Linked DNA regions of Homo sapiens: region 2 is linked to region 1. Evidence: read pairs that join two places in POLR2A ChIA-PET (ENCODE). Cell type or tissue: PC-9. All regions are shown on one strand. Each heading gives the region's core, and the rest is flanking DNA. Links, peaks and the distances in the headings are about the cores only. Region 1 overlaps INPP5D (inositol polyphosphate-5-phosphatase D). Region 2 has its middle 11 kb from the start of ATG16L1.

Region 1 (10,021 bases), core at 1,379-9,378:
CCATGTTTATGTGATTTTCTTTTTTTCTTTTTCCTTTTTTTTTTCTGTTTTAGATGGAGATGGAGTCTCACTCTGTCACCCAGGCTGGAGTGCAGTGGCGCCATCTCGGCTCACTGCAACGTCCACCTCCCGGGTTCAAGCAATGCTCCTGCCTCAGCCTCCTGAGTAGCTGGGATTACAGGCGCCCGCCACCACACCTGGCTAATTTTTGTATTTTTGGTAGAGACAGCGTTTCACCATGTTGGTCAGGTTGGTCTCAAATTCCCGACCTCAGGTGATCCACCCGCTTCGGCCTCCCAAAGTACTGGGATTACAGGCGTGAACTACCACGCCTGGCCTGTTTATGTGATTTTCAATGTTTTTTTCTGTTACTCTTTGTGTACTTGTAGTCCCTAAGAAGCTGCCAACATATGGAACTGCGGGCTTGAGGGATGCCTGCAGTTCACATTTGCATACAAATGGCCAAACTGCCGTTCAGAAAACCCATTTCCATTCCCAACAGCAGAGGAGTGAGCCCCTGTGAGCACCTCCTCCACCCCACATCCTAGCCAAGTCCTGACTCAACCATCAACTTGAGCATCAACTCTTTGTCCATCTAATAGGCAAGAAGAGGCTGCCTAGTGTCAAATGTCATTTCCCAGTTACTAACAAGGTGAGGTTGAACGCCTTTTCATATCTATACTGGCTATTCCCTGTCCCTCTTCAGTGAACCGCCTTGTTTATAGCCTTTCCGCATTCTAAAAACTGGATTGTTTTTACTTAATTATTTGTAGGAATTTTTTTAAAAATGGCCAGGCATGGTGGCTCCCACCTGTAATCCCAGCACTTCAGAAGGCTGGGGCAGGAAGATGGCCAGAAGTTTGAAACCAACCTGGGCAACACAGTGAGATCTGTCTCTACAAAAAATTTTAAAAGGAGACTGGCATGGTGGCATGCACCTGTAATCCCCAGCTATTAGCTGGTGCAAAAGTATTGCAGTTTTAATACATGGGAGGCTCAGGTGGGGTGGATCGCTTGAGCCCCGATGTTTGAGGATGCAGTGAGCTGTGATTGTGCCACTGCACGCCAGCCTGGGCGACAAAGCAAGACCATGTCTCAAATAAAAATAATAATATAAACATGAATACTTCGTCTGTAATCCTTTGTCCCTAAGCTTTGTTGCAGGTATTTTCTTCTGAGATACAGCTTTTGCTTTTTTAAAAAACTTGTTAAAACTTTATTGATGACACCTTTTGTTACACAGACATTTGCTTAATGGGCAACACGACCTTGGCCTCCTGCCAGGCCATGAGCAGGTGCGGGGGTTGGGGGGCACCTTCATCCTGCTCCTCCTGGGACAAGAGGCAGGATCAAGAGTTTAGGCATCTCCTCTTTTTCTTTCCTTTCAGTTTCTGATAAGAAATGATGGGAACAGGCCCTGCTTACCCCCTTATTTGGCACAAATAAGTTTTGCTGATGAGTGCATAATTTGAAATCTTTATTCCTCAAATCAAAATCTGGCAGTGGGAGATGGCTTCCTGGAAAGGGCAGGGGCTGAGGCTCCCACCCCCAACCCATGCGTACCTGCTTGCTGTTGCCCAGTGAACACACAATGGGCAGTGCTCCCCTCTTCCTCCTGAGCCCTCAGGACTGGCTAACTCAATCCTCCTCCCTGGGGTATTAATCTCACCTTTTCAACCCCAAGACCCTTTACCTGAGGACGTGGACGGAGGCCCGGGGAGAGCTGCTGGTCAAATAACCTCTGCAGAGACTCCAGGGATGGGAGGGTCCGGATGACTTCTCTGGGGGCAGGGGACAAGGTGAACATCAAGGATTAGTGGGCACCGGAAAGAGTCTTCCATGGCAGCACGGGCTCTAGCCAGAGATGAGGGCACCCTCAGTCCAGCAGAAGCAGGTAATTCTCCCCAGAAGGACAAGCCCGGGCAAAGATCAAGGCTTGCCAGCACTGGCCCACCCATCCCTTCCCAACCCACAGCGAACTGGAATTGTGTAGTCCTGACTGTACCTAGGTTTTGCTTTAGCCAAACTGCACTCTATAGCCTGTAGAAAATTCAAATCTGAGTGACAAAATGACTTCACTTAGTTATCCATGGTTCCCAACCTTCTGTGTTTATAAAACACACACACACACACACACACACACACACACACACACAGGTGTTAACAATGCAAATTTCTGGGCTCCCGCCTGATTGAGTCTAGAATCTGCATTTTAAATATTAGGGCTGCCCAGTGCTGGTGATCTGTGGATTCTGATGCAAATCCCCTCCTAGCAGCCCAAATGCAGGCTCAGACGGATTTTCCCATTGTCACATCCATTGACAACTCCAATCCTCGGGCTTTATGCGCTCTTTGTTCCCAGCTCATCTTTCTCTATTGTTTTAACATAGTGGGGCAGACAATTTTGAGTTCTACTTTTCACTTATTGTTTCATCAAAAACTGTTCATGTTTTTACATATTTAACATTCTAATGATTTGAAAATAGTCTATTGAGTAAATGTGCTGAAATCGATTGCTAGATATTTGGGTTACTCTGAGATCTTTGTTATATGAATAAAGGCTGCTCTGGGCCAGGCACGGTGGCTCACGCCTGTAATCCCAGCACTTTAGGAGGCTGAGGCAGGCGGATCACGAGGTCAGGAGGTCGAGACCATCCTGGCTAACGTGGTGAAACCCCCGTCTCTACTAAAAATACAAAAAAAAAAAAAATTAGCCAGGTGTGGTGGCGGGCTCCTGTAGTTCCAGCTACTCGGAAGACTGAGGCAGGAGAGTGGTGTGAACCCGGGAGACAGAGCTTGCAGTGAGCCGAGATCGCACCACTGCACTCCAGCCTGGGCGACAGAGCGAGACTCTTGTCTCAAAAATAAAAATAAAAATAAAAATAAAAATAAAATAAATAAAACCTGCTCTGAACAACTTTGTTCATATAGCTTTTCTAATTTTTAATTACAGAATTAGGATAACCAGAGATTACGGCTCTTGATCATTATTGCCAAACCTGTGAGTACTGATTATATTGTCCAGACCTGATTACCCAATAGCTCCAATGACTGTACTTCTGTTCTTTCTCTCTCTTTTAAGGGACATAACATTGCACTTCAATACGGATGAATAAATTTGCATATCTTTAATTTCTAATGTCATTGTTTTTCTATTGCTGATTTCTAGTTAATGGCTACTGCATTTCTCTCATTTCTCTTTGTATAAACTTTTTTGTTTTTTCTCCCTTGCCAATTTTCTGTTGGGAATTTTGTTCATATTTTTATATAGTGTTATAAACTTTACATATTGCTTTGCTTTTTTTTTTTTTTTTTTTTTAGACAATCTTACTCTGTGGCCCAGGCTGGAGTGCAGTGGCGTGATCCTGCCTCAGCCTCCTGAGTAGCTGGGATTACAGGCATACACCACCACGCCCAGCTAATTTTTGTATTTTTAGTAGAGACGGGGCTTCGCCATGTTGCAGGCTGGTCTCAAACTCCTGACCTCAGGTGATCCGCCCACCTCAGCTTCCCAAAGTGCTGGGATTAGAGGCGTGAGCCACCAGGCCCGGCCTACTTTGCTTTTTATTTAATCTAGGTGCTGTATTTTTTTCTCATTACATTATTAATATAATATAATCTCATTACATTATTAATACAATATAATCTCATTATATTATAATATAATATCATTATATCATAATAATAAATACTAACATATTATGTGTATGTGTGTGTGTGTGTGTATATATATATATATATATATATATATATATATATATATATATATTTTTTTTTTTTTTTTTTTTTTGTGATGGAGTTTCGCTCTTGTTGCCCAGGCTGGAGTGCAAGGGCAGTATCTCTTTTTCTTTTGTTAAAATGTTTAATGGGGCCAGGTGTGGTGGCTCACACCTGTAATCTCAGCACTCTGGGAGGCCAAGGTGGGTGTCACCTGAGGTCAGGAGTTCAAGACCAACCTGGCCAACATGGTGAAACCTCATCTCTACTAAAAATACAAAAATTAGCCGGGCATAGTGGTGGGCACCTGTAATGCCAGCAACTCAGGAGGCTGAGGCAGGAGAATAGCTTGAACCCAGGAGGCAGAAGTTGCAGTGAGCCAAGATCCTGCCACTGCACCCAGCCTGGGGAACAGAGGGAGACGCCACCATCTCATAAAAAAAAAAAAAAAAGTTTAATGGAATGATTTTAATGTTTCCCTATCGATTGTAATTAGTTTTACTTTGATTCATATTGCATTATTAAGGAAGTATCCTTCTATTCCTTTTTTTTAAAAATGATTTTTAAAAATTAGAGATGAATTTAAAATGTTATCTATGTAAATGGTTTCCGTTTATCTTTTAATCTACTGCAAAATTACAGTGCTTTCTTTTTGTTGACTCATCTTTGGAGTGACCTAGATAAAGCCTCCATTTTTCATGTCACTAAATTATATTTGCTGGGATGTTACTGAAACAATATGCATTTATATTAATAAGTGAAATCAGAGATAGAGAGTTTTATTTCAGGCTATTATCTTGATTAGCTTTTTGGATTTAAATCATATTTTTCTTGAAGAGAGAATTAGGTGACTTTTTTGTCATTCAGGAATAATCTATACCTTATGCTCACTATTTTTTCCTTGAAAGTTTAAAGGACACTCATGGTACTTTTAATGTTTTATATTTTACGTAAACTATGTGTTCCATTTAATTATAACTTGAAGATCTGTAGCTACATAACTGTACACTATTCTTTAGTGACTTCCAAATCTTTAATGCAGATTATTAATTCTCCTTTGACATTTCTCATGTTTAAAACTTTCTTAATTGACAGTTTTTCCTGATGTATCTCTGTTTTTATTTTTACCATCTTGTCCTCCTCGTCTCCTTTCTGGCTGTTGTTATTGCTCAGTTGCTCAGCAGAGATTTCTTAAAGATTCTGTTTTATTCACTGCTGTATTTCCAGCTCCTGGAACAGTGCCTTGCAGATAGTTGGTACACATTGGATCTTTGTTCATGAATATCGAATAAATCAACATTTCATGTACTTTGCTGGGTCCTGGAAACATCAAGGGGATTAGGACATGACCCATAATGTCTTCAAGAGATTTACAATCTGGACTCAGTTTGTACATTTGACTTGTTATTCTATTTCCTTTTTTTTTTTAAACGCGGTCTCGCTCTGTCATCCAGCCTGGAGCACAGTGGCACCATCTCGGCTCACTGCAACCTCCGTCTCCTGGGTTCAAGCGATTCTCCTACCTCAGCCTCCTGAGTAGCTGGGATTACAGGTGTGCAACACCACATTCAGCTAATTTTTTGTATTTTTAGTGTAGATGGAATTTCACCATGTTGGCCAGGCTGGTCTCGAACTCCTGACCTCAAGTGATCTGCCCACCTTGGCCTCCCAAAGTGTTGGGATTACTGGCATAAGCCACTAGGCCCGGCCTTCTATTTACTTTTTAATAATAGAGCAGAACTTTTAAAGCTATGGTTTTTCCTCTAAGTGGTGCTTTGGCTGCATCACATAGTGTTCTGATATGCAGTGGTTTGATTACTCCACTCTGTGCCTCCACACCTACCCCATGTATTATTGTGTCAGTTTCTTTCTTAATTAGCTGTAATTTAGAAGGTGATTTTAAAATGTACAGGTAATTGGGTGGTTGTGGCTAGTTTTGTGACTTATTTCTATTTTCATCACAGTGTGTTATGGGAGTACAGAATGAACACTTTCTGCTTTGAGTATATTCATATTTTGCTGCTCAGTAAGCTGCAGGCTTCTTGTTTTTAAGATCACCAGGACTATAAAATTTCTGAAAAACAATTTTTGGATTCCTTTTGAGTAAGGCATTTGATTGGTACATTTTTAGGAACTTTCTGAAAAAGATGACTTGTGCTCTTGAATGAGCTAGGCTTAGCTTTTCCAGGTCAGTAGCCTTTTTCTTGGAGACATGGCTTCAGAATCTTTATTATACTGTCAAGGAGTTTGAATTTTTAAATATTAAATATATTAAATATAAAATATTAAAATATTAAATATTTAAAAATATTTAACATTTTAAATGTCGACAATTTTAAAGCTATGGTACTGTTTGTAACAATCTGTTTGTTGAATTTATCTTTTCTTGTCATTTAGAGACATTGTAAGAGATTTAGGCTTGGCACAGTGGCTCACAACTGTAATTCCAGAGCTCTGGGGAGCCAAGGCTTAAGCCCAGGAGTTTGAGACCAGCCAGGGCAATATAGTGAAACTCCATCTCTAAGAAAAAAAAAATTGTTTAATTAGCTGGGCATGGTGGTGCATGCCTGTAATCACAGATACTCCGGAGTTAAAGGCAGGAGGATCACTTGAGCCTAGGAGTTCAAGGATGGATAAGCTATGATCCCACTACTGCATTCCAGCCTGAGTGACAGAGTGAGATGCTGTCTCTTTATAAGAAAAAAAAAAAAAAGATGTTTCAGTGTTGCTGTTTGATTGTTGTATTATTTGGATCATTATGGAGCTTCTCAAAACTTAGATTTAGCTCTTTTGTAAGCCTGGAAATTTTTTTTTTTATTGTATACATTAATTGGCAATTTTTTCCTACTTCTTCAAGAACATATCCTGCCAGCTACAGGTAGCACCTCTGAGCTTTGTCTCCAAGGACTGTCCATTTTTACCACACATTTCCTCATCTAGGTTTGCTTAATCTTTTCATGCTTTTGATATACATGTTTCTGACACTCTACTCTGTTTTGTGATTTAATTTTTGAAATTTGATTGGAAAACTATGGGCTTATTTTATGGCCTCCAATGAAACAGTTATAATGGTAATGAAGTATTTTTGGTTTTGGTTTGTTTATTAAAAATCTTACCCTGCTCTCATGTAATAGATATTGTATTGATATTCAGACCTTTGATCTTTTATTTTAAATTCCACTTGCAATCCTTTCCGTGTCTCCATTTCAGGAGTTACCAAATATTTCCAGTCTCTGGTTCCTTATTCTCTCTCTCTGGAAAAGTTTCTGTCTGGCTCTAGGGAGCCTAACCTGGGGTTGCAAATCTTGCCTGATGCTTTGTACTGCAAAGAGATCTTCACGCCAGACCCGCACGGGGACATCGTCACAACATTTCTGCAGAGGAGGCTCTGGCACTTCTCCTTACTCCTCAGTGCTCAATGTCCTTCTCATTCACACTTGGGTCCAAGCAAATAGACCTGGACATCATTGATGCCATTCTCAACCCCCTCCCAGCTCCTCCTTCTCCATCCCTCCTCTAAATCTTGAGCCTGGCTCTATTCTCCTCTGTCTACACTCTCACCTGCAGTGACCTTACCCCCAGCTTTCAGTGATTCCCCATATGCATCCCCCATGATTCCCCAAATGCATCCCCCACATCCTAGCTTCTTAGCACTAGCTCCATGGCTGGTGACTCCACTCAGATGCCTCATGGCCCCTCAAGCCAAATGTAGCCCAGAACTCTCCTCCCACCACCCTCTCCTTCCTCCTCCTCCTTGACTTTCCCTATCCCAGGAACTGGCATCAGCATCCACTCAGCCCCTCACACTGGGAACCCAGGGGTCACCCTAGATTCATCTTCCCTTCACCCCACATCCAATCAAGCGGCAAATCTGACACCTTTGCCATGCACACGTGTCCCAGGTCACACCAGTTCTCAGCATCTGCACGCCCCCAGCCATTGGGTCATTTACCTAATATCTGTTGAGCCGCATGTGCCAGAGCCTGTGTATAACCGGGGACTCAGCAGGAAGCAAAACAGACACAGACCCCTGCCCCTGCTAGCCACCTTCCTCATGGACTGCCATCCTGTCTCACTTGGACAACCACAGCCACTCCCAGCTGGTCTCCTGCTTTGGGCAGTGCCTCCTAGGATGCATCCTCCACCACTTGAAAATCAGATCATGGCCCAGCCCTGCACAAACTCTATAGGGCCTCTTAAGCCTTGCGTGATGTGGCTCCTGCCTACAGTGACCAGGTAAAACACAGGACACCCAGTGAAATTTGAATTTCAGATAAACAATGAATAATCTATTAGCATGAGTATATCCCAATATTACATGGTATATACTTATACTAAAGAAGTTGCTGTTCACCTAAAATTCCACCTCTCTGGGCAGCCTGTGCTTTTACTTGTTGACCAGCTTTTACATGTTACACCAGCCTCTCCCCAACCTCTGTTCCTAACACTCACTTGCCACACAGACTTCCTGTTCCTTGAGCAGGCTGTCTTCATTCCTGCCTCAGGACCTTTGTACTTTGTACTTAATGTCCCTCTGCCAAATCACTGTGTGGCAAGACCCCAGTTCTGTCACCTCCTTCACCTCCAAAGGAAGCTGGCACTCTCCCACCCAATGTCTCTTCCTCACATCATCGTGTTTTATCTTACCATGACATTTACTAAAATTACTGTTTGAACTGGGCATGGTGGCTCATGCTGTAATTGCAGCACTTTGGGGGGCCGAGGAAGGCAGATTGCTTGAGCCTAGGAATTGGAGACCAGCCTGGGCAACAAGGCAAAACCCCATCTCTACAAAAAATATAACAATTAGCTGGGTATGGTGGCACATACCTGTAGTCCCAGCTTCTCCATTGGACTCGGGGGAAGCAAGTGAGTGGGGGGACTCAAGGATAGGGGCTGAGAGGTGGGAGGCTCACTTGAGCCCAGGAGGTTGAGGCTGCAGTGAGCTGAGATCTCACCACGGCACTCCAGCCTGGGTGACAGAGCGAGATCCTGTCTCAAAAAAAAAAAAAAAAAAAAATTCTTGTTCATCTGGATCCTTAGTCTACTGTTGTGTGCCTCACTGAGATGTTAGATCCAAAAAGGCCTAAAAGAGCAAGAGGCTTGTGCATTGTGTCTGTTGCTACATCCCAGCACCCAGAACAGGGCTCAGAGGAGGCCTCCAATACATGTTTGTTCGATGAACGAATGAATGAAGACCTATTCTAATCAAAGCAGTTTGAAAATTATGGGTTTACAATTTGAGGGATGAGAATCTGCAGGGATTCTGGCAGGAGAAATGGGAAGCATCATTTTGTTCCTTTCTACAATTTCCTAAAATGCCAAGGCTGATCAAGTCTCCAAGCCTGGCTGTCGCCTTACTGATGAAAGCAAAGACGAGTGTGCAAGGGAAATTTAGAGCATGACGGTGTCTTTAATTCTAAATAGAGTCATGGAGCAGCTAGAAGCTGAAGGAAGCTCTCTCCATCGGCACTACATACCCGAGAAGAAGACAAGTTGGGGAAGCTGGCACCGCCATAGTGATGAGGTGACTTGGCTCCTGGGAAGTCCAGGTAGTGTTGAGGTGTTAGGGAAATCTAACAATGTGCAGAAGTGTCTGGGGAAGACTGAGGGAAGCCTCGTGGAGAGACTTAAAATACATTTCTTTCTCCACAAGGAAGCAGGGAAGAACAGAATCTCCACTGAAGCAGAACTAAGAGCTTGTTATCAGCCATTGTGAAATGGTGTTTTATAAAAAGAAAGTGCTGTATGTGTTTTCCCCTAGTGATAAAGTGATTCATAACAACAGCATCAAATGGAACAAAATCCCTCCATGGGAATCTATAAAAATGATAGCTCCAGGTCCAATTAGCTACAGCTGCATTAGTTGAAAGCCAATTCATTGAAATTAAGCCCAACTGGCCAATTTGGTGAGTGCTTGATTTGTCAAAGAAATTATTTGTTAAATTTACCGAATGTACTGATCGTGCTTTTAAAAGCCTTTAAAAGGAAAGTCGAATTTGATTACTGATGATAAAAGAGTGTTTTCTGCATATTAACTAAGCTAAGATTGAAACAGCCCCAGAAAAATCAACAAAGGAATCTTGAAACGGCTGTATGTGTAATAAAACACAAAACAGCACAGACTACAAAACCGTTGCCAGTATGAAATCCCATTTTTCCAATCAAAATGTTGACCTTTCTTTCCTTTGTTTGTTTGTTTATTTGAGACGGAGTCTTGCTCTGTTACCCAGGCTGGAGTGCAGTGGCGAGATCTCGGCTCACCACAACCTCAGCCTCCCAGGTTCAAGTGATTCTCCTGCCT
Region 2 (10,021 bases), core at 642-8,641, 110 kb before region 1:
ACTGGAGTGCAGTGACTCGATCTCAGCTCACTGCAACCCTCTGCCTCCCAGGTTCAAGCAATTCTCCTGCCTCAGCCTCCTGAGTAGCTGGGACTACAGGTGCCTGCCACCAGGCCTGGCTAATTTTTGTATTTTTAGTAGAAACGGGGTTTTACCATGTTGGCCAGGCTGGTCTAGAACTCCTGGCCTCAAGTGATCCACCCGCCTCGGCCTCCCAAAGTGCTGGAATTACAGGTGTGAGCCACCATGCCTGGCCAAATTTCATACTTTTAAAATGATGTCTGAGGAAGTGTTATTATCCTTATACTACAGTACAAGCATTTTAGTAACATTTCAACTTTCTTGGAGATCTTTATCTCCTCTGCATATTGGCAGCCGGTGTCTGGAATGCCGGCCAGAGGATTCAACATGACACCTCTAGCAAGCTGGGAATGTGATCCGTGGTGGAGGTGGGGAGGCTATCTTCCTTGGTTTGTTTCTTTGATCTTTAAAGAGATGATAAAATTTCTCCTAGGCACTACTGCAATCTCCCACTACAAATAATAGTTAATGTTATGGAGTGATTTTTACATGTCAGGCACTGTGTTACGTGGATCAACTTATTTAATTCTCACAACACGATAATGTAGGTATATTAATATTTCCTTTTTGGAGATGAAGAAATAGACATATAGAAGTTAAATAACTTGGCCAGGCATGGTGGCTCATGCCTGTAATCCCAGCATTTTGGGAGGGTGAGGCGGGCAGATCACCTGAGGTCAGGAGTTCAAGACCAGCCTGGCCAACGTGGTGAAACCCCGTCTCTACTAATAATACAAAAAAATTAGCCGGGCATGATAGCAGACGCCTGTAATCCCAGCTACTCAGGAGGCTGAGGCAGGAGAATCACTTGAACCTGGGAGGCAAAGTTTGCAGTGAGTCAAGATTGTGTCATTGCACTCCAGCCTGGGAGACAAGAGTGAAATTCCATCCAAAAAAAAAAAGTAACTTGTCTGGTGTCACAAGTTAGGAAGAAGCAGAGCAACGTGTCTGGTGTCACAAGTTAGGAAGAAGCAGAACTAAGATACAGTCAAGGAAGCCTGGTGCCAGAACTCACCTGCTTCACCATGCTACTGGCTGTGTGTCAGGCTATGAGGGCTGAGACTGTTTTAGGTTGAGATTGTGTATCAGTTAGAATGTTTTTGATAGCAAGCAAAAGAAGTGCAATATGAGCTACCTTAAGGGAAAAAGGGGGGTTATTGTCTGGATTCAGTGTGCTGCAGAGACTGGCAGCAGAGATGTGGCTGGATCCCAGGAATCACTGCAACCAGGATGCAGATCAGCCAGCGTGCTCAGCCCTTTGCATCCGCTTCTCCATGGCTTGCTGCTTCCTTCTTCTCTTGTCTTGTGGCCCAGCCATTTGTGTTTCGCGGTTCTCCCATCCTCGAGGTAAAGAAATAGCTCCTCTGAAAGCTCCTCAGTACACACAAGCAGCCAAACAGAGCTGGCGCCTCTGAGCTCCAGTTCTCAATTCCTGGGAGAAGACTCTGATGGACCAGCAGGTGCCCGTATCTAAGAATCCTTGTGGCAAAGGGGCAGGCCAGTCTTCCAGGACAGCTTCCTTTGGATGGAGGGGAAGGGGCAGCTCCCAGAAGGGACAGGCAGAACACATCTTCTGTTTGGCCTGGCTAGCTCGCTCTTTCTTTCTCTCTCTTTCTCAATCTCCCTCTCCCTCCCTCCCTCCCCGCTCCTTCCTTCCTTCCTTCTTTCTCTTTCTTTCTTTTCTTTTCTTTTTTTTTTTTTTTTTGAGACAGAGTCTCGCTCTGTTGCCCAGGCTGTCGCCAGTGCGGTGGTGAGATCTTGGCTCACTGCAGCCTCCACCTCCCGGGTTCAAGCGATTCTTATGCCTCGGCCTTCTGAGTAGCTGGAATTACTGGCATGCGTGCCACCTGACTGGCTAATTTTGGTATTTTTAGTGGAGACAAGGTTTCACCATGTTGGCCAGACTGGTTTCAAACTCCTAACCTAAAGTGATCCACCCGCCTTGGCCTCCCAAAGTGCTAGGATTACAGGCATGAGCCACCGGGCCCAGCCTTCCACCTTTCTTTTGGTAACAGATTATACCCTCCTGCTAGTTAATGGTATTTCTCCATCCCTTCCTGCAACAAATTGGCCCCAGGGGTAGGCATAGGAACGCTTCTCAGTCACCATCCTCCACAGGAATTTTTAAAGTGGATCCAGGGGAGAGGGTCCCTTTTCTTCTTTGGTTGTGAAGTCTAAGGATCTAGATCTAGATCTGCTAGTGGCTGTGTCCCCTGTCTCATGAAAAGGCCAGTCTGAAAACAATGGAACAATCCTACAGAGAGAAGTAGAGATGAGAAGCCAGGAGCCCTGATGGAGTTAGAGTCCCTGGTTCCAGCCAGTCCTGCAACTAGCCCAGCCCTATTCTCCCCACCAGGACTTGAGCCAACACAGTCCCGCAGGTCACTTAAGCTAGTTTACACTGAGCTATTATCTTCACTCGCCACCCAAGACTAATACAAGCAGGCAAGCCTAAGAAAAGACCAGGGCTGCGCAGACAAAATGACAGTCACTAAGTCAAGCTTTTCCACTTTAAGATATTGACAAGGGGGAGTCAACCGGCTGCTCTGCCCTCCATGCAGTTTTTGTGTTTACCAGCAATCCATGTCCAAGCTTCTTGGGAAAAGTTTCTGGATCTGAGATCTCATGAACTTCTGAGTAAGTTAAGCTCTGCTCTAAATAATAGTATCTGCAGGTGGGAGAAATTTCGAATTAAAAAAATCATAACCCCCAAAAAAATCATAGCCCCCCCCCAAAAAATCATAACTCCAAAATTACAATTAGAAATATTAGAATAGGCAGGGCATGGTGGCTCATGCTTGTAATCCCAGCATTTTGGGAGGCCGGGGCAGGCGATCACTTGAGGTCAGGAGTTCAAGACCAGCGTGGCCAACATGGCGAAACCCTGTCTCTACTAAAAATACAAAAATTAGCTGGGCATGGTGGTGGGTGCCTGTAATCCCAGCTACTTGGGAGGCTGAGGCAGGAGAATTGCTTGAACCCGGGAGGCGGAGGTTGCAGTGAGCCGATATTGCACCACTGCACTCCAGCCTGGGTGACAGAGCAAGACTCTGTCTAAAAAAAATAAATAAATAAAAAATTAGAATAAACCTAGAATATTAGAAAATACTGCTGTTGTCATAGAACTATTTCCTCTTTTCCCCCTAAACAGAAAGTGAAGGGACACCATTTCAAAACGCACTGTTCCAATGACTCACGAGATATGAATAGCTCTGCAGCATATCTAACCACTACTGCGTTCTCGTACAGCAGAACCAGACAGTATGCAGCAGTGGAATCTGATTTTGATTCAATCAATAAATAAATATCGTATGCCATGAGATATGGGTCTTTGCTTTAGTATCAAGTTGACATTTTGTCTTTATAAGGGCCAAAAATGGGAACACCGATTTGTCTAACTTTCTAACTTGCTCTGCAAATCTGAACGCCCAGGCACTTTGCCTTTGAGAGGCTGGTCCCCAAATCAGGAGAAGCCACCCAGGGACACAGCTTCCTGCAGAGATGGGGCTCCAGGACTGGCACCTCTGCGTGGCACGTGACATTCCACGCACTCCGGCTTTTTGTCTCCGAGCCTCTTCTTTTCAATAAGGAAATATTTCGATCCCAAAGTGCACACTGGACCTCAGTTTCTATGAAGCTTCCCCACAGCTAAAATTTCCTCAGAAATCCTTGCATATCTCCCTTCATTTTGTCAAATTGTCTGCATGGATAAATGGCTTCTCCAAACACCAGGGAGACCCCAGAGCATGGGGTTCTCCTGGAAGTGTGGGACAGTCCAGTCCAGGGCAGAACGGTCTAGCCTGTGAAGCACAGGAAGGACCTTGGAAAATGTTCAGTTGTCCTTTGCTTCAGGCTTAAGAGATCTGGCCCAGCCCTTACAGAGTCCACATTGAGGTGGAGATTCAGGAGTGGCTTCCATGGTCTTTTCAACTTACCCCTGAGCTTTCCCTAGGGCCTGGATCTGCCCAGACCATGGAGGTACATTCCTTAATCACACCCTGGTGGGCGGAGTAGGCCACACCCTCTCCCTTACACAGTCTCTCCCTCCCCACCTGTTTTATTTTCTTTTCTTCTTTTTCTTTTTTTTTTGAGATAGTTTCGTTCTGTCACCCAGGCTGGAGTGCAGTGGCATGACCTTGGCTCACTGCAACCTCCACCTTCCGGGTTCAAGTGATTCTTATGCCTCAGCCTCCTGAGTAGCTAGGATTACAGGCGTGTGCCACCATGCCCGGATGATTTTTTTTTTTTTTTAATCTGTAGTAGACACAGGGTTTTGCCATGTTGACCAGGGTGTTCTTGAACTCCTGGCCTCAAGTGATCTACTTGCCTTGGCCTCCCAAAATGCTGGGATTACAGGCATGAGCCGCCACGCTTGGCCTTCTTTACTTCTTCTTCTTCTTTTTTTTTTTTTTAAGACAGAGTTTTGCTCTTGTTGCCCAGGCTGGAGTGCAATGGCATGATCTCAGCTCACTGCAACCTCTGCCTCCTGGGTTCAAGTGATTCTCCTGCCTCAGCCTCCCAAGTAGCTGGGATTACAGGCATGCGCCACCATGCCCGGCTAATTTTGTATTTTTAGTAGAGACAGGGTTTCTCCATGTTGGTCAGGCTGGTCTTGAACTCCTGAGCTCAGGTGATCTGCCTGCCTCGGTCTCCCAAAGTGCTGGGATTACAGGTATGAGCTACCATGCCCAGACTTCTTTACTTCTTTTTATCTCTCTTCCCTCAAGGTCCCATCTCCTTGGTGACCAACATGATCCCCACCCCGATTAAGGTTTCTCAGTTAAAGGTGTGTGTATTGGAGGCAAGAGGAAGTGACCTTTGTGGTTTGGTCAGGAAGTGGGGTACTGGGGAAGTATCTAAAAGGCAATAAGCACTTTGATTCTTGCTAGTGACTCTCCTTTGCCTTATTAAGCTGTAAGAATATTTTTCTCCTTACAAGTCTTGACTTCTCTTACAGAAGCCCAGCACCCACCTCACACCCATTACCTTAATCTTAAAAGTTACCATCTTTTAAGCTTAAGGTAAACTCATCCTCTCACTCAAGCAAGAATTAAATTAAGTTACAATCTGCAGATTTGCGAACCTGAGCATCAGTGGATAATTATAATGATAATTTACAGTGGGGATTAGAGGGACAAGCAGCCTTAAGTCAGCATCTTGTGTCAGCAGTATTTACTCCTTGACATTTTAAACCAGGGATCAGCGAAATATGGCCCGCAGGCCAAATTCAGACAGCCATCTACTGTACAGCCCTCTGTGCATAGGAGAGCTAAGGGGTGGCTGAGGTGGGATCATTTGAGCCCAGGAGCTTGAGGCTGCAGTGAGTTGTGATAACACCACTGCACTCCAGCCTGAGTGATATATATATCTATATATATATAGATACATATCTATCTATATATATATGATATATCTCTATATATATCATACATATCTATATATCTATATATATCATATATATGCACATATATATCACTCATATATATGTACACACATATATATTACTCATATATATCATATATGTATGTGTGTATATATATGAGTGATATATATGTATATATATACACACACATATATGTATGTATGTGTATATATGTATACACATACACACACATATATATAGAGAGAGAGAGACGTGGTCTTGGCTTATTTCAGATAACAGAGAGTCCCAAAGTAGGGTGGGCTTCAGGGTTGGCTGTGGATGGGCTACACTGTGGCATCCAGGGCCCTGGGTCTTTCCACCTGTCTGCTCTGCCCTTCTTAGGGATGGTGTCATCCTCAGGCTGATGGAAAATGCCCAGGGCAGCTCCAGAAAACTTATTCAAATCCGAGCATGACCTGAGGAAGAAGACTCTCTCTTAGGAATGTGAAAACTTCCCCAGAAGCCCAGCAGACATCCCCCTTATATCTCATTGACCAAAACAGGGTCACATGCTCATTCTTGGCAAGGGGAAGGCATCACCTTTAGACCCATCTTGTTCACCCTCAGGCTGGAGGGTGAGGCTGGCTGCCCCAGAGGCCTGTGGCTGAGTGGGAAAGGGGTATCCATGGTAGTTCCTCTCCAAAGCTCCCCTTACTCCCAGTCTGCCACACCATGCCTCCTGGTAATCCCTGGACTGAGTCTGGGCTGCTTCTATGTAACTAATAAAATGCGGAGGAAGCGTCTTTGCACAAGGTTCAAAACTGGGTTACAAGAAGCCTTGCAGCTCCTTCTCAGTCTCTTGGAATGCTTGCTCTGTGATAAACCAGCCAGCATCTACAGAGCCCGACTGCAGGGAGGCCACCATGCTGTGAGGAAGCCCAAGATAGTCATGTGGAGAGGCTGTGTGGAGAGCCAGCAAGTGAGTGAGAGAGAGAGAGAGAGCAAGAAGAGAGAGAAAGACACACACACACACACACACACACACACACACACACACACGACACGGGATGGGGGGAGGGAGAGAAAGAGAGAGAGTTACCGAGATACCGAGATACTGAGCCAGTTTCCACTGTTCTGGACTCGTGAATGAAGAGGCCACCCGGGATGTCCAGCTCAGTGGAGGCTTCTGATGACCCCAGCCCCAGCTGCCATCTGACTGCAACCACATGAGAAACCCCAAGCAAGAACCACCCTTCTGAGCCCAGTCAGCCACGGAATTGTGAGACAGGATAATGAATTGTTGTTTTCAGTTTTGGGGATGGTTCGTGATGCAGCAATAGATAACCAGAATAATATCTAAAGGAAACTGGGTCTCTCTCAGGAAGGAAGAAGCAGGAAATGGCTGCTGGGTAGGCTATCAATGGTGTGTCCCCTTTACCCTGTTGGGAGTGTGCACAGAACACCACGTTATCCTCAGAAGACATCTGATGAGCGTAGAGCCAAAGCAAGGCAAATGTCTGCAGGTGGGATCACTTTACATTGTCACAGTGGGATCCATTTTCCCCACCATATGAAGGAAACTAGTTATTGTCAGAAGAGACCATTGGGATGAAAAGTGTGTATCTTCGAAACCACTAAAGAAAAACTCACACTTTGGGAGGCCGAGGCGGGTGGATCATGAGGTCAGGAGATCAAGACCATCCTGGCTAACAAGGTGAAACCCTGTCTCTACTAAAAATACAAAAAATTAGCCGGGCGCGGTGGCGGGCGCCTGTAGTCCCAGCTACTCGGGAGGCTGAGGCAGGAGAATGGCGTGAACCCGGGAAGCGAAGCTTGCAGTGAGCCGAGATTGCACCACTGCAGTCCGCAGTCCGGCCTGGGCGACAGAGCGAGACTCCGTCTCAAAAAAAAAAAAAAGAAAAAAAGAAAGAAAAACTCAGTCTGTACCTTCTATAATAATAATTAGTAATGCCAGTAACAGCAGGTAACATTTATTGAATGTATACAGTGTGTGAGGCTAAATGCTTTACAATTGTTCTCTTCTCAGTTTTCACAACAGCATAGTCGTGTTGGTGCTATTGCTGGCTCTACTTCACAAAGACAATGTAGCCTGGGTTCTGGGTTCAAATTCTGATGCTAGCACTTATCACCTCTGATATCTTAGGCAAGTTGCTTAAACTCTGTGCCCCAGGATTAAATGAATTAATACTGACAACGGTGTCTTGCACACAGTAAGTGCTTTATAGGTATGGCCATTATTATTATTTCAGAGGAAGAAAGTGAGGCTCAGGGAGACAGGTAACTTGTCCAGGTGCACATGATGGGTAAGAGGTAGGCAGATTCCAACCCAGCCTGTGGACTCCATAGCCTGCAAGCTTACCAATCTGTGCCTTCCTTCTCCTGCCTCATAAAAAAGAGCCTGTGTGTTGACCTTGAACTTGTATCTCTCAGATCTCCTGCTGGGGGAAATACAATCACCTGACAGCCCTTGATGCTGTGCTCTAAATCCACCACCACATTCAAGCTGTGTCCACATTTCTTACCACTGCTCCCAACCAATGACGAAGCACAGCAGGGCTGCTAAGGCAGAATGACTCCTGTGACACGTGGGACTCCTCTGATGAACTTTGCCTCAAGGATGCTGCTATGGACCGAATGTTTGTGCCCCTGCCCCAAATTCATATCTTGAAGCCATAATCCCCAGTGTGATGGTATTTGGAAGTGGGACCTTTGGGAGGTGCTTAGGTCACAAGGGAAGAGCCCCCATGAATGGGATCAGCACCCATTCATGAGGTGAGGACCTTATAAAAGAGGCCCCAGAGAGCTGCCTTGCTCCTCCTACCATGTGAGGACACAGTGAGAAGTCTACTATCTGCAAACCAGGAAGAAGGTTCTCACCAGATACTGGATCTGCCAGCACCTTGACCTTGGACTTCCCAGGCTCCAGAACTGTGGAAAATACATTTCTGTTGTTTATAAGCCACCCAGTATATGGTATCTTATTATAGTAGACTGAACTGACTTAGACAGATGTCTATCAACCCTGCCCAAACTTTGTTAGAATGTGCGGCAGGCTGAGAGTCTTCCTACCTCACCTTCCTTCCCTCTCTCCTTCACCAGGGTCAGACCTGCATCATGGCCTGACAGCTCTCCCAGCCTCCTCCTGTAATCTCCCCATCTTCCTGCACAGACACTTCCTTCAATAAATCTCTCATGTCTAACCCTGCCCTAGAACGTACTTCTCTGAGAACCAGAGAGGTTTGGATGAAACCCAAGTAATAGAAGAAAGTGGGAATGAAAGGAGCTGCCACCAACACTGCTGTTGATGTTTTGGAGGTCCTGACCCTTGCCAAGTCCACTTGTCTTTCTCTCTAATCAAGTCATGTGCCTGGGTGGCTGTGTTTCTATCCCATGACTGAAGCTTTCCGGCCAAGAACTTTTTGGACCAGCCGTGGACACCTAACTGGGCCTAAATCCTCTCTTAAGGGAGAGTGAGGAGCCGGGCCTCTGGGTCTGGAGCAGTCAAGGGCTGAGTCAGCACCATGGCAAGACAAAGCCAAGGAGAACCAGGAATAGGCAGAGGACGCTGGGCAGAGAAAGAAACAGGTGAGCAGAAGGAAACGTCCAGAGAGGACCAGGGCCCAGAGAAGAGCCACCCTCTGCCTGACAACCTTGTTCCCAGCTCCATGTGGCTGAGGCCTGGCTAGCTAGACTCTTCATCAGTGCTCCTTTTTTTTTTTTTTTTTTTTTTTTTTTGAGGCAGAGTCTTGCTCTGTCGCCCAGGCTGGAATGCAATGGCACGATCTTGGCTCACCACAACCTCCGCCTTCCAGGGTCAAGTGATTCTCCTGCCTCGGCCTCCCGAGTAGCTGGGATTACAGGCATGTGCCACCACACCTGGCTAATTTTTATATTTTTAGTAGAGACAGGGTTTCACCATGTTGGCCAGGCTGGTCTCAAACTCCTGACCTCAAGTGATTCACCCGCCTCAGCCTCTCAAAATGCTGGGATTACAGCGTGAGCCACTCTGCCTGGCTGAGCTCTCCTTAGGGTTAGGTTACTCTGTCTCTGCTTGGAGCTAGTTTCTCTTCCCCATAAGCAGAAAGCCTTGACTGAAATGGAAATTTAGAATTTTAGAGCAGGAAGACCCCTTAGACATCATTTTATGGCAAAGACGCAAAAGCAGGACATTTCCACCCTCTCCTGCTGCCTTTACCAAGATCTGAGGACGGGAACTCCTGTGTGTCCTGGGAAGAGGCCCGAGAGCTGCTCCCCGAGTCCTAGGTGGGAGCGGGAGAAGGGCCCCTAGCAGGAGGAGGGCGGCCTTGCAGAGCCCTTCTCGGGTCCTGGTGGATGACACTGCAGTGTGAGGGATCCGCCCACCCTCTCTGCCACCCCTGGCGGTGGCCTCTCATGCCACAGCTGGGAGGGCAGGTCTCCTGCATCCAGGCCTAGGATGGAATCTTCTCCAATCCTCCCAACAATCTTGCCTCCCCATGGGATGTGATTTCACAGCTTCTCCAAGGTTGATGGGTGGGAATTTGCTTTACCTTTGGGTAACTAGAAAGCCCGTTTCTG

The links. ChIA-PET counts read pairs that join two places held together with the same protein. Peaks named below come from ENCODE experiments on the same cell type or tissue, not always from the same donor. Only the 100,000 strongest peaks of a DNase experiment are listed, where the experiment ranks them.
Region 2: POLR2A ChIA-PET joins it to region 1 with 15 read pairs; 9 of 35 experiments call an interaction of 5 or more read pairs at or near these places.

What each region holds. Positions count from the first base shown.
Region 1 is chr2:233,131,602-233,141,622 of GRCh38, reverse strand. INPP5D (inositol polyphosphate-5-phosphatase D) reads right to left here. Exons shown (of 27, transcript NM_001017915.3): 6 at 1,694-1,781. Among named protein-coding and RNA genes, the nearest start is that of INPP5D, 76 kb to the right of the region's middle. In PC-9, for the core only: no CTCF peak of the experiment used is centred there; no DNase peak of the experiment used is centred there.
Region 2 is chr2:233,235,980-233,246,000 of GRCh38, reverse strand. No RefSeq gene overlaps it. Among named protein-coding and RNA genes, the nearest start is that of ATG16L1, 11 kb to the left of the region's middle. RefSeq lists a silencer at 3,012-3,206. In PC-9, for the core only: no CTCF peak of the experiment used is centred there; DNase peaks (open chromatin) are centred at 980 and 4,900; H3K27ac peaks cover 2,609 bases.